2 separate regions of the Homo sapiens genome follow, and region 1 is linked to region 2. Evidence: chromatin contacts called from ENCODE Hi-C data. All regions are on one chromosome and are shown on one strand. The core of a region is the stretch at or near the end of the contact, and the rest is flanking DNA. Distances in the headings are between cores, read along the strand shown. Region 1 overlaps LOC124901138 (a long non-coding RNA gene). Region 2 overlaps LOC105377732 (a long non-coding RNA gene).

What was found. A loop is a pair of places that touch in the nucleus more often than their neighbours do. Pooled maps may share reads with other maps.
Region 1: a map of gastrocnemius medialis shows a loop between it and region 2 (5-fold over the local background). The contact joins two enhancer-like sites. A Hi-C loop is called at or near these places in 3 of 168 maps with a recorded cell type or tissue (gastrocnemius medialis and psoas muscle) and 4 of 50 pooled maps.

The regions. Positions count from the first base shown.
Region 1 is chr5:173,763,095-173,766,187 of GRCh38, forward strand. The region is part of intron 1 of LOC124901138 (a long non-coding RNA gene); the gene reads right to left. Among named protein-coding and RNA genes, the nearest start is that of LINC01484, 18 kb to the left of the region's middle. Within about 2 kb of position 1,782, at least 24 of the 41 ENCODE cell types and tissues checked have a DNase peak (open chromatin) inside an H3K27ac peak, as active enhancers do; they include gastrocnemius medialis and psoas muscle, where a contact is called at or near this core.
Region 2 is chr5:173,453,776-173,456,689 of GRCh38, forward strand. All of the region lies in intron 3 of LOC105377732 (a long non-coding RNA gene), which reads left to right. Among named protein-coding and RNA genes, the nearest start is that of MIR8056, 110 kb to the left of the region's middle. RefSeq lists an enhancer at 1,002-2,201. Within about 2 kb of position 1,641, at least 16 of the 41 ENCODE cell types and tissues checked have a DNase peak (open chromatin) inside an H3K27ac peak, as active enhancers do; they include gastrocnemius medialis and psoas muscle, where a contact is called at or near this core.

The DNA of each region.
Region 1 (3,093 bases), core at 532-3,031, 310 kb after region 2:
AGGAGGAGAGGGTTGGTTTAGTCTGAAGTCCAGGAAGGAGTCAGGATCCCGTGGATAAGAAACCTCTCAGTGTTGCAGTTCTGAACCTTAGCAGAAGGTTCTGGAGCAGAAAAGCCCAGATTGGAAGTACATGCAAGAGGCAGCTGTGGAACTCTAGTACTTTGCCATAGTTGCCATGGGTGGTAGTCAATTAGGATGTTTTCAACAGAGAGGAAAAAAAAAGTGCAGCTGACAGTGGCCCAGATAAATAAGGCATTAAGACTCGCTGAAGAAGAGAGTTCCAGGGCTGGAGTCAGCAGCTCACTATCCCATCAGGAGACCCACGTTCTTTCTTTCCTTCTGCTCTGCCATCCTTTGCTGCGGGCTTTTGGTCACCTTGCTAGCAAGATGGGTGGTGTATTCTAAATTTCAATATTTCCATGAAATAGACCAGTGTTCCCTGAAGCATTACATTTTTCTGGGTCCTACCAGCGTATTAGCTTTGACACTTGAGTGGACTCTTATCTGTAATCCCGATGCAGACACAGTGTGGTGTCTTGCAGTCTTTTCGTAGGACCGTAAAGCATTCGGGAGTCAGCAGGGATATGTGGAAAGAGTATATTGGGGCCACATACACCTGCATTTGAATCTAGCCTTTCTGTGAATGTTCAGGAGGTCACGTCCTCTTTCTGTCCCTTGCAGTATCTCTGAAAATGAGATTTAGGGATGGTGGGTGTCCAGAAGATGATTTTGTCGTGTCTGGCTTGGGCCAGCAGTAGCTCTCTCCTTTATTTTGCTACCACCCTTTCCCTCCATCTCATCTCACTCCTCATGAGGGTATAGTTTAAAGAACAACCCCAGGAGAGGGCTAAGTTCAGTCTCATGAAGTGAACTCCTAATGGGGAATTTCAGGTAGCTGCTGGTGGGGAGAGGCATTTGAGGTGGCTAAGGTAGGGAAAATATGGGCTACTTGGCCACTGCTTTTAAAGCAGTGTTTAAAACTCTGCTCTGTTCACGCAGGGCTCCCCAGTGAATAGAGTGTGCAACTGGGAAGCGACAGAGTGATTTTTTTTTTTTGGAGATGGACTTTCACTCTTGTTGCCCAGGCTGGAGTGCAGTGGCATGATCTCGGCTTACCACAATGTCTGTCTCCCAGGTTCAAGCAATTCTCCTGCCTCAGCCTCCTGAGTAGCTGGGATTACAGGCACCCACCACCAAACGCGGCTAATTTTTGTATTTTTAGTAGAGACGGGGTTTCTCCATGTTGGTCAGGCTGGTCTCAAACTCCTGACCTCAGGTGATCTGTCCGCCTCGGCCTCCCAAAGTGCTGGGATTACACACGTGAGCCACTGTGCCTGGCCACAACAGAGTGATTTTTTTAAAGAAAGTGATAGACAACAACCTACGTCATCTTTGGGGTCAAGCTATCAGAAATAGAGCCTCCCTTGCCCTCAGATGTCTCCGTGCTTAGCCTGGCAAAGCTATGAGTAAGTGTGGAGCTCATTACAGGAGCCGGAGACACTCTCTTGCTCTGCCTTGAGTCAGGCCGCCTGGTGTTGATGAGTCACCACCGCCTGCCCTGGCCCCCTGCCTACCAGGAGGCCACTACCGCCGGACATTTTTATTTTCCTTTGTGGGGAAAGAGTCTGACCTCTGTGCTCTGTGTCTCTATCCATATTCTGCCTGTCCCAGACAGAGGCAAAGGTTCTCTGCACAGCCCTCCTTTTTTCAGGGAAACTGTGGGGGTGAGGGGGCCAAAGAGGGGAATCTGAGCAGGTCTCAGGCATGCAGATAATACAGAGGTAGGAGCCTTTCGGGATTCGCAAGATGCTCAACCAGGCACCATCCATCACTGCCAAAAGCAGCTGTTATGCAAAGTAGCTTAATTGGCCTACAGGTTGGTTGAGTTTTAAACCCACGGATTGTACCAAGGCAAAGGAAATGAAAATATTTGACAGATTCTGGGTGGGGCTGTGTGGTTTACACAAACATAGAAGAAAAACATCTGGGGCTAGAATGGGCCTCAAACGACAAATGTTCAGATATATAGTAATATAATACACAAACATATATATAATATATATGTGCTTTGTGCGTGTGCGTGTGTGTAAGCTGAGAGGAAGCACGCAGAAATGCAAACATCAGCAGCTTTTGGATATCTATATCTATATATAGATATAGATCTATGGATATCCACTATATGTATCTGTAAATGTAATGTAATATGTTCAAAATACAATCCCATGGAAGGTTCCAGACAGAGGCTGGAGACTGAGCCGTCACCCTGGGATTGAAGACAACGTGACGGTTCATTCTCCAGAGTTACCTCACACCTGGATAAGTCACAGCCGGCTGTGGAGGTCATCACTGAGTTGTGTCACACAGGGAAAAATTCATTCATCCATTTCTTCGTAGAGTCTACAGTTGTTGTTTTGAGTGTCAGTTTAGCAATCAGAGGCCTGGCTTTGAATGGCTTCCCCAGGAATCTGGGAAACTTGGGTAACTTATTTAACTTCCTTGGGTCTCATTTTCCTAGTCTAGAAATTGGTGTCTATTTCTTGGTCTGGAGAGGATAAAATGAAGTCATAGAGGTGCCTGGCATATAACAGAACGTGGTTCATAATCATACATAATACGTAATCATGTATTACTTTTTTTGACACACTTCAGTTGAGCACATATTTTGCGCCAAGTCTTGTGCTAAACACCAAGGATATAGACTTGTTTGATTCATTCATTTCACAGATATTTGCTGAGCACCTACTACGTGCTTGACAGACACTGTGCTAGGCTCCCAGGCTGGCAAGGGAGACAGACATTCAAAAAACTACAAATAAGTAGTATAGGCAGCTCCTCCCTCGCTGACTGCCAAAGCTTTGAGATAAAGACATCAGGCAAGAAAGGGGCAAGAAAATGCACAAATACCAGAGGTATTCCTTTTCCCAAGTCTCCAATGTGGGAAGAATATAATTCCGGGACTACTGAGGAGGGGGTTTGAGTAGGCAGCAAGGGGTGATGTGGATATATGCATGTATGTGTGTCTGTGTGTGTGTGTGTGTCTGCACCCATTTCTGTGAGTGTGTAAAATGTCTGTGTATATGCGCCTGTCTGTGT
Region 2 (2,914 bases), core at 391-2,890:
CTCCCTTCCTTGTCTCACTCTCCCCTTTTGTTTCTCCTGGAATAAACTCTTTATGATGTAGATATCTGACTTCTATGATATTTAGATGAGACTTGGGACTTTAGAGTTGATGCTAGAACCAGTGAAGTCTGTTGGGGCTGTTGGGATTGAATGAATTTTGAATGTGAGAAGGACACACATTTTGAAGGGCCCGGCATGGAAGGTTATGGACTGAGTGTTTATGTTCCCCCCATCTCATATGTGAAAACGCTAACCCTCCCCGTCATGCGACGGTATTTGGAAGGGAGGTCTTTGGGAGGTAATTAGGGTTATGTGAGGTCATGCGGGTAAGGGTCTCCATAATGGGATTAGTGCCCTTCTGAAAAGAGGAAGAAATACCAGAGTGCCTGCACACTGTCTCTGACAGATGAGGACATAGCAAGAAGGTGGCTATTTGCAAGCCAGGAAAGGAATCTTCCAGCACCTTGATCTTGGATTTTTCTAGCCTCCAGACTGTGAGAGATAAATTCCTCTTGTTTAAGTCGCCCAGCCTATGGCAGTTTGTTATAGAAATCTGAGCTAAGACACTGTATCTAAGTCCTTGTCTGAAAATCCTTGGACATTCCTCCCACTGGAGGTGGGATGTATGTCCTCTCCCCTTGAATCTGTGCTGGGACTCACTTATAACCAATAGGATGCAACAGAGATGATGTCGTGGGTGGTGTCAGAACTCTTTGACATTTGCTGCAAAATGTGAAGCCTAATGCCGTTTCCCTTGCGTGTGACCTTGGTGACTCATTTCTAACAAATAGAATTAAGTGAAAATGATGGGGTATGACTTCAGAGACTAGATTATAAAAGGCACTGAAGCTTCCTGCTCTCTCTCTCTATCTCTATCTCTCTCTCTCTATCTCTGTCTCACTCGGTTCTTGGGGAAACTGGCTGCCATGCTTTTAGGATACTCAGGCAACACATGGAAGGGCCCATACAGTGAAGAACTAAGGCCTTTTGTCAACAACCCTGAGGAACAGAAGCTTCCTGCCAATAGCCATGTGACCGAGTATCTTGGAATTAGATCTTCCAGCACCAGCCAAACCTTCAGATAATTGTAGCCCTTGCTGATATATTGACTGCAATCTCACAAGAGGCCTTGAGTCAGAGGCAGCCTGCAGAGGCACTTCTGAATTCCTGGCCCATAGACACTGTACAGTCCTAAAGGTTTGTTGTTTTAAGCTGTTAAGCTTTGAGAGAATTTGTTATGCAGTGATAGATAACTAATACACTCTGCTCTTTCTGAAGCTAGGTCAGGAAAAGCATTGAGTTTCTGCCTGGTTCCCTCCCCTTGGATCTGAGCCTTGAATGTAACTGGCTTGCAATCAGTCCAGCAATAGTGATGCCTTAATTTTTGAGGTTGGATCAGAAAAGGCCGTGCGGCTTCTGCCAAGTATTCAGGGACACTCCCTCTGGGAGAAGTCAGCCACCGTTTAAGACATTAGATGCCCTGAGATTGCCACGTGTAGGTGCTCTGGCATCTCTGCTGAGAACTCAGCAGATAACCAGTGACCATCAGTCATGTGAGAGGATCATCTGGGACGTGCAGCCCAGCCAAGCCTGCAGATGACTCCAGGCTCAGCCAACATCTCACTGCAACAAATAAGAGACCCCCGGCAAGAACCACTCAGCTAATCCCTTCTTGAATTCCTGATCTATGAAATCATGAGCAAAATAACATAGTCATCCTAAGACACTGTGTCACACAGAGATAGCAACTGGAGTAGTCAGCCTTTGAAGAAAACCAAACTAACGTGACTCATACGCAGTCACGGACTAGGTCCTTTTCTTTGCTTATGAAAATATTAAGCTTCGTGAAAGGTGCTCCCAAGGCCTTTGCCATGCACGCTATTTAGAAGGCAAACCCCAAGTAGAAAGTTTTAAGTATGTACCCCTCCACACGCAATATAAAACAAAATAGAAATTAAAAGAAAATAAAAATATCTAGAAGTGTGCAAGACCAGTGATGGTCAGGTTCCCTTTCTTGGACATACACACTCCCGCTTGGAGGCCTTAATGGAGGGTGTGCCTCTTGTTTCAGATATAGAAACAGGTCACTTTGACCTACAATATACAACCCCAATGTTTTCACTTGGTGCTTGATTTGTGGCAGGATTTAAATTTCCACCCACTTTTTGGACTAAAAGTTGTTTTTGTAATTGAAATGTATGCTTATCATAAAAGTATAAATACTATAGAGGAATATATGAAGTAAAAGATGAATCCCTTTTGTCTCCCAGCAATGCCATGGGTTGAATTGTGTCCCCTACTCAAGTTCATATGTTGACGTCCTAACCCCCCTGAACCTCAGAATGTGACCTTATTTGGAGATAGGGTCTTTACAGAGGTCATCAAGTTAAAATAAGGTCATTAAGATGAGCCCTAATCCTGTATGACTGATATTCTTATCGAAACGGGAAATTTGGACACAGAGACTTACATAGAGGGAAGACAGTGTAAAGAGACATAGGAAGAAGATGGCCATGTACAAGCCAAAGAGAGCGGAGTGGAACAGATTCCCCCCTCAGGGTTCCCGGAAGGAGCCACCCCTGCCAACACATTGATCTCAGACTTCAAGTTTTCAGAGCTGCTAGAAAATATGTTTCAGCTGTTTAAGCCATTCAATGTGTGGTACTTTATTATGGCAGCCCTAACAAACTAACATAAGTAATTTCTTGTGTCCCTCCAAAAAAAGAGTCTGACTATACCCATATTTGTGTATATGATTTTCTTCCTTACATAAATGAATCATTTACTAATACTTTTCTACACCAGGAATTCTTCACTTTCTAATTTATTGTGCTAATCTTTTCACAGTAGCCTGTGCAGGTGTATTTAATTCCTCTTAACAGCTGCATAGTATTCTGCAGTTGGGAGAAACTAC